Regions from separate parts of the Mus musculus genome. Here region 1 is linked to region 2. The links are chromatin loops, found by intact Hi-C in ENCODE. Cell type or tissue: left cerebral cortex. All regions are shown on one strand.

Region 1 (4,000 bases), 48 kb before region 2:
GCTCTTTCTCAGCTGGGTTACATAATAACTGTGCATGATCGACCCCAAGGGCCTTCTGGGGAAGCTGGATGCCTGTTTTCTTTAGAATTGTACTCTAGTTTTACTTGGGACTCCTTCCTCTTCTAGCCTCTGACAAACGACAAGTTTAGTACACTCACTCAGGTCTGAACATTTTACCTTAGGTGGAATATATTCAAAGGAAGAGTCTGGAGACTGGAAGATATTTCTTGTGAGATGGGGTTTCTGTTTGCTGGCTACTTGGAGTAGGGTCAGTTTCTGTTTGAATAGGAGAGACAAAGTATATAATGTTAGGGCAGATTTGGGGAGTATTCATGGCTAAGGCAAAGATTTCAGACCTGAGCTAGCTTTCTGTTATATAATACATGTGAGGCCCATGACAGGACAGTAGTCGGAGGACTCTAACTTTCTCAGATCACTACTAGATTCAGGAGGAGATATACTTTATTTTTTGTTTGTTTCTTTGTGAGTTTTACAAGACAGAGTCTTACTATGTATCCTTGGATGGCTGAGAGTTTACTATGTAGACCAAACTGGCTTCAAACTCATTAAGATCAGCCTGTCTCTGCCTCCCAAGTGCTGGGATTACAGGTATATACCAACATGCCTGGCAAAAACCTGTGTTTCTAACACTTTGAAATGTATATGACTGGATCACACAAAAAACTCAATGGAGACGACACAAAACCAGCATAAATCTAGTTATCAAACTGGGGGCTGTTTCCAAGGGCTAGCCTCAGTTGGGAGTCTCCTGAGGCTTATCCAGTGGGTGGAAGGTCGTCTTACCTGCTTGATGGCACTGTTTTCTTGGAGAAGCTGCTGATTTTGCTCACACACTTCTTGCATCTTCCTAAGCTCTTCCTCCTATTTGCAGATTGCACAGTTATAGGTGGGGTTATTTTGGGTCCACATGAGTTACTAAACAGCTCAGATGAAAACACTACTTTCAACTGTCTAGTAGCTGATGTTTTTTTTTTCCCTCTATATTTCAGTGTTCCCCCAACATCCCTGAATACACTTGAAGGAAGCAAACATTCTTGCCCTTTCCCATTCTTACCTATGATGTGCATAGCGCCTAACTCAATTTGCTGGCAGTTAAGGCAACAGGATTCATGTATATAACTCTAACCAGTCTGGTTATGTCTTAAGGTGGGAAAAGCTGAGGGAACCCTGGAGACAGACTCTACGTTGGACTAAAGTAGTGCTCCAACATGTTTCTAAAGGGCGTGGTGTTCCCAGCCTTTGAAAGAATTTTAGATCCTGGACATTTTAGTAACATGTCAGTCCTCAGATCAGAACAAGCTCAGAGATGTATATTTGAATGCCCTTAGGAATTTTTCGATTTATTTTTATCATTTTTAATTATGTGTATGTGCCTTTGAGTGCAGATGCCTGGAGAGGCTGACAGCCAGGTATGGGATTCCTCCTGGAGCTGGAGTTACATGGACTCATGAGCTGACGGACCTGTACCGAGAACTCAAGCCCTCTGCAAGAACACTAAGTGAGCTTCACCACAAAGCCCACTTTAGCCCGCTGCCATCAAGATTTTAAGGAACTACTAGATGAGTGTGCTTCTTCAGCTCTAAAGCTCAGGGTTAAGGCACAAGAATCAGGAGTCCTGAGTATGACATGGAGGCTTCGGTTTTAGCCCTGAAAGTTAGGCGACTCTTATTGGAGTTTCGCTGATTTCCCCCTAACCAGATCCAACAGGACCTCAAAGGAGGAGTAAAGGCTCTGGTTTGTTGGTGGTTAGTCACTTTCTGCTGCAAGCGCTATGGCCCAGATGAGTCAGGATTCTCCATCATGTTTTGCATACCTGACATTTTAGTGTGCTCAGCAGCTGCTGTTCCTTTTCACTAACTGACTCCTCCAGCTGCTTCTCTGTCATCTGGGATTGCTGCAGCTGGCTGAGAAGGTACAACACCTAAGGAAAGAGAGAGGCAGCACGCGGTGGGGGTGGGGTGGGTATCCCAGGAGTAAGGGGAAAGGATGTTCTCTAGCTCAAGCCCTGGTCCATGGAACTTCCTTGTGAGCTAAAGAGGAAGAATGTCTTGTCTTTTCATGGTCCAAAGTGATAAGCCTAGGAGAGGTGTTAACCTCTCTGCATGTTCACCTGAAACTTTGAGCCAGTGGTTATGAGCCACTTAGACAAGTCTTTTTTGTTTCCGGTTACTTACTTGCAAAATGTGGAAAAGACCACATAAACTTTCGAAGGAAGCTTCATGGGCCACTAGTGCCTGTTTATTTTTCAAATAGTGACAGGGTCCCAGTATAGTCCAGAATGGCTCTAAATTTAAGAGCATTCTTCTGCCTTACCTTCCCAGAGTGCTAGGCTTATAGGCATCAGCACCATGATAGGCAGCTTCTACCCCTTTTAAAAACTAACCAAGCACAGGCAGTGGCCGCCCATGACTCGCCGTAACTCCTTCTCTTGCTCAGTTACCTTTTCTTGGTGCTGTTGCTCCACTTTGACCAGCTCTTCTTTTAACTCTGTCTCTATCTTAGCAAAATGATTTTGCTCCTCAAACAGCATCTTCTGCACGTCAATACAGCTGGCCTTGCTCTGATTCAGGCTGCTTTCTAGTTTGCTCACCAGTATTTTGGAGGAGACGAGCTGAAAAGGTAAGAGAAAGGCATTGCATTTGCAGAAGGATCTATCTTCTCCCATTCTTTGGGCACCTTTCTTGAAACAGTTTGATAAATGTGCTTCCAAGAAAGTCTAAGTCCACTCTCATTTTCCCCCATGTCATGTGGATTCTAATAGTGAACTGAAACACTACTACTGGCTTTAATTGTTTTTATTTTTGGTGTACGTGAGTATTTTCTGCATGTATATCTGTATACAATATGTCTGGTGCCTGCAGAGGCCTAAGGAGGGATGTCAGATCTCCTAGAACTAGACTTACAGATGGTTGTGAGCCACCACATGGGTGCTAGGAATCAAAAGTGGGGTCACTGAACCATCTCTCCAGCCCCTTAAAAGGACCATTTCATTCCTAGGCCATAAGTTGATATTTATGCAAAGACAGGGTAGAAGCCACAACTGGGTCATTTATCTGTTGCTCTGTTTCAAGGTAAGAATAAACCTAACATGGACAGTATCTGACAATTCCAAAATTCTGAAACTTTTAAGTAGATCTTAAATTTTAAAGAGGAATTCACAGGACCCAGCTTATTAGCCAATTCTGTCTCAGAATCTCTGTTTACATGTTAGAACTAAATGGCTTCAAACTCATTAAGATCAGCCTGTCTCTGCCTCCCAAGTGCTGGGATTACAGGTATATACCAACATGCCTGGCAAAAACCTGGAAGTTTGATTGCTGAAATCATAGATCTTTCTAGATATACGTCTTTAGGCAAGACCGATAGATATCCTGTACTGGCCTACTTTGATTTTTAATACTAGCCCAGATAATGAGCAGTATTCCTAAGACTAGTTAGGATTACTTAGCAGAATAAGTCTGTTAGCCCAAGACAAGACTGTATAAAGTGTTGCAATGTGGATCTGGGAACTGTATCGCTTGAGTGATTGCTTTGATTCATCTTCTGACAATTTATGATGAACCCGTACATTTAAGATCAATGAAGAAAGCTGGGTATGGTGGCGCACGCCTTTAATCTTAGCACTCTGGAGGCAGAGGCAGTCAAATCTCTGGGATCTTAGAGGCCAGCCTGGTCTACATAGGGAGATCCAGGACAGCAAAAGGCTACACAGAAACACTCATGTCTCAATAGAAACCAAAAAAAAATCAATTTTCCTTAAAATGAATCTATCTATCTATCTATCTATCTATCTATCTATCTATTTATCTATCTAATGATTAAGTTTTCTCCTTGAGAGGGTGTCTCAAGTTTTTAAATACACATCCCATACATGTTTTTCAAGGTAGTACAATACTTTATGCTTAACCAGTAACAACTTCTGTTTTTTTTTTCCAGTAACAATCAATAGCTCACATAAATGTATACTTGCTATATATAT
Region 2 (4,000 bases):
ACAGTGAGTTCCTGAGCACTAAGCCAGACCAGAATACACAGTCAAGACTGTCCACTTCAATTGGCAAAATGCTGCTTATCTCTTTGTAATGAAGTCACTACAATTAGCAATAGGGTAATTTTACTCAATGCCTCTGAAACCTTAAGTACATTTTAAGCACTACAGAATACATCAGAGCTAATGAATCAATGATAAAAAGATAAGCATTACATGAACAACTGCTATGTAGAAGACGATGAGCTGTGTCTTTGATTTATCTAAGTATCATAGTGAGTTTTCATTAAGTATCCCCTTTTAAAAAAAATCAAAGCACTGGGATATGCAATGTAACAGAAATATAATATGGCCTCTACTCTTAAGTCTGCATGTAGTTGAAGAATAACCTAAAATGAGAAAGAGAAGGAAATAATAATATAAGCCCGACAACACGAAGTTGTCAGGTACAGTTAAGTGCCTTAGAGCTTATGTGGAAACATTCTCTTCCAGACCCTTGGGCTGGTCTCTGTTAATGCTTTGGAGCCTCACTCGTTACTGCCTCTTTTCTCTGCCAGACTTTCAACTTCTCCTTCTATCATCTCCTTCCTATTAAAATACATTCACTTCTGCCCCATTGTTCTCTTTTCTAAAGTTCAAGGAAAATGTTCACACCAGTAGTCTTTATTTCTTTTTATTCATCTCTCATTAACCTATTTCAATATGATGCTTGCCCAGATTATTATAGTATAGGTATTTTCCAATATTCATTCTACTTTATTGACTGGTAGCATCAGGCTTACCAGATACTATACTCTCTAATTTCCCTTTTCTGATTGCTGTCCCTTGGTTCATCTTTGTTTCACTTATCCCATAAATGACCAAGTCTCCCGAAGATCATTATCTTGTATACTATTTCTTTATATTCTTAATTTTCATTTACTCTTTCAATTACCACGTAGAAATTTGTGCCTTCTAAGTTTATCTTAACTCTTTATCTTTCTTAATTTTAAACTTTATAATTGACCTGATTTTCTATTTCATTGCCTACAATCCTCAGTGATTCTAGGTCAGTGCATATCTAGTTCTATGTGCCAAACCTGGGGACCACACCCTCATTCCCTTATCTGCTGATTATGTTTCCTTATCACTACTTCTATCATCCTAAATTCAAGTCCCCAATACTAAGTCTCACTTGGACTACGGTGCCTTCTTAAATGGGATCCACACGTTCTTGCACCACTTTAATCCACTTCATAAGTTGGATTATCTTATAGCAATCTTTTAGTAGTGTCAACCATCAGTGTGACCACCTACCTTAAAATAGTTTTCTATAGTTTACAAATCCTTGATCAGATGTCAGCTTTCCTTTAGCCCCACACAGTAATACTCTTTCCTTGCTTTCTGCACAGTAGCCACACTGGCACCCTTTTCAGCTCTTCAAATGTAACAACTTATTTAATATCCACAATACACTAGGAAGCAGGTGCTATCATTTCCATTATGTAGACAGGGAAATGGAGGCACAAAGACCTTTTACAAAGCACACAGTAAGATAGAGCACTTGGTCTTGAACCTGGGTAACCTGACTACAGTGTCAATGCTCCTGATAGGTTACTCTTCTCCCTAGGACTCCTCCTTATTTCCTGTAATTTATTCCCATATAAAGCCCTCACATCTCAGTTCAAACACTGCTTTCAGGCTAGATGTATAACAGAAAATCCTACTATATACTCTCATAGTATACTATACCAAACTATCCCAGTTTATGATAGCTCATTATCTAACTATTTAAATATTATCTCTCACGCCAGACAATAAACTCCATGAAGGCAGAAACTGTTGTTTTGTCCAACAAGATATCTATGTTAGTATGGTTTTTGTCACATAATGATTAGATAAATATTTACTGTTGGGATGAATAAAGAAGTGATTAGAAAGTGACCAGAAGATCCAACAGGCAGATAATTACTATTACTCTCTACAGAGACCCTGAAGAAGAAAAAGGGAAAAGAGATTATAGTTATCATCACTGTGGAGGAAGATGGAGGAGGGAGTACTGGACGGTGGGAAATACAGTTCCAAGTGGAAATTAAGTCCTCTATTCTCTAGCATGCAGGAAAACGTGATGCTTTTAAACCTGCATGGGTAGGGCCGTGGATGGAGATGTGCACCTTTAACACTTGAGAGGCAGAGGCAGGCTGATGTCTGTGAACCTGAAGGTAGCTTAGTCTACATAGTGAGTCCATGCCAGTCAGGGCTACATAGTAAGACCCTATCTCAAAACAAAGGGAAACAAACACAAAAACAAAGAAAGCAAAAACCCTAGATCAACACCTGAACATGGTGGTGGTCACCTTTAGTCCCAGCAATGAGGAGACAGAAGCAAGACGCTCTTCAACGACAGAAATGGGCAAGGGCAGCCTGTGCTACATGAGTCTCTGCCGAAAAAAACAAACAAACCAAGCAAGCAAGCAAGCAAGCAAGCAGAAACCCTCAAAACTTCCCATATCAATACAATTCCTGCCTTCTCAGTTCCTACCCCAAGACGGAGCTGCTCTGTAAGTCATCTTTACAGGGCCACACATTACATGGAGTTAGCTACCTTTCCATTTCTGTTGAGTGATTTTAAGCCATGTGTGGTCTCTTTAAGCCCTCTCCCTATCCTATTACCCATCTGCTTGCAATTAGAAGATAAACTGCCCTTAGTCCCGGTTCTGTTTCAGTCTTGTCTGATTAGTTCTTTCAGTTATTCAAGGCTCTCCCATATTTAAAATACAAACTTATATTTCGTTGTCCTTGATTACCTGGACCATTGCCTTTTCTCATTTTGCCTCCTTGGACAAAAAGCCATTCACTTATTTACTAATCTATTTATCATCCCATGACTGGCTCTTAGTACTTCCCTGACCTCATAGTCATTGCCAACAGCTTCCCTGTAGATTAAAAAAAAAACCCAATAGATACTTTCCAACGTAATATTTCTTTGTAAATTTATACTTATGCCAACAGTCCTTGAAATGCTCTTTCCTTGGCTTTGGTGACGTTATTAGTTTCTTTTCCTGTCTATTCTTATCTGCCTCTCCTTTCCCATTCTTTAAGTGCCGGTGCTTTCAGCTTGTGAGTTTGGACCTCTTCGTTGCGTCCTTTAGCAGACATTGTGAGTCCTCTTGCTGTACTCATCTGCTCACTACGTTCAGAAACCATCTAACTGCTACTGCTCTTGCAGCTGCCTCCTTATCCTTCCTCCGAGACCCTCTACATCCAGCCCATGCAGCCACCTGGATTTGCGTTCTTTGTACTTACATTTCCCACATGTCTTTCAAATTCACAAACTAAATATACCATTTCTGTTCTCATGTACGACTCTGGGTTTCCATCTGCGTTCCTTGGTCAATATAACACTTATTCAGTAATCCAAGTAAGAAACTTGAAGATCAAACTTGGCTCCCCCTACCAGACTTTCTTCTCCTACATTAACTCTGCAACTAGGCAAACCCCATAAACTCTATTTTCCTCTTGTTCCTTGTCTTCTGTGTTACCTTTCCTTCATATTTATTGCTACTGTTTTTAATTCAGGCCACAGTTCTCACCCAGGTTAATGCAAAGCCTGGCTTATTTGCTTCTTTTTAGTCATGGCCACTTTTCATGTGTTTTCTGTACAAGTGCACAGAAAACAGATTTCCCTCAACTACACTTCATCACTCTTAAAATCTGTAGTTCTCAGTACTTTCCAGTTCCAAGATCTTTAACAGAACATATTAAGAAACGTCAGGATTTGGCTCTTGTAAAGGTTTCTTGCTTTATCTGCTACACTTTATTCTTTTATCAGTAAAATCCCCAATGGCATCCCCAATCTTTAAAATGGATAGCAAACACAGTATTAGGATTTATTTTAAAAGTATAAATAGAACAAAGAAATAGACGTTCTATCATCCCATTCACATATTTGTAACTTGCCTATAAAATCTTATACCTGTTGTTTAAGATGATTTAGTTCAGCTGCCTGGGGATCAATATTAATAAT

Evidence for each region. Hi-C counts contacts between places; a loop is a spot of excess contacts. Peaks named below come from ENCODE experiments on the same cell type or tissue, not always from the same donor. Only the 100,000 strongest peaks of a DNase experiment are listed, where the experiment ranks them.
Region 1: it touches region 2 in a loop (4-fold over the local background); 1 of 42 quality-filtered maps calls a loop at or near these places.

What each region holds. Positions count from the first base shown.
Region 1 is chrX:100,714,213-100,718,212 of GRCm38, reverse strand. Kif4 (kinesin family member 4) reads right to left here. Exons shown (of 30, transcript NM_008446.2): 23 at 2,462-2,632; 24 at 1,835-1,942; 25 at 805-882; 26 at 178-276. All of the region lies in intron 2 of Gm52438 (a long non-coding RNA gene), which reads left to right. Among named protein-coding and RNA genes, the nearest start is that of Gm52438, 13 kb to the left of the region's middle. In left cerebral cortex, no CTCF peak of the experiment used is centred here; a DNase peak (open chromatin) is centred at 1,853.
Region 2 is chrX:100,665,798-100,669,797 of GRCm38, reverse strand. Kif4 (kinesin family member 4) reads right to left here. Exons shown (of 30, transcript NM_008446.2): 8 at 3,950-4,000. The region is part of intron 2 of Gm52438 (a long non-coding RNA gene); the gene reads left to right. Among named protein-coding and RNA genes, the nearest start is that of Kif4, 42 kb to the right of the region's middle. In left cerebral cortex, no CTCF peak of the experiment used is centred here; no DNase peak of the experiment used is centred here.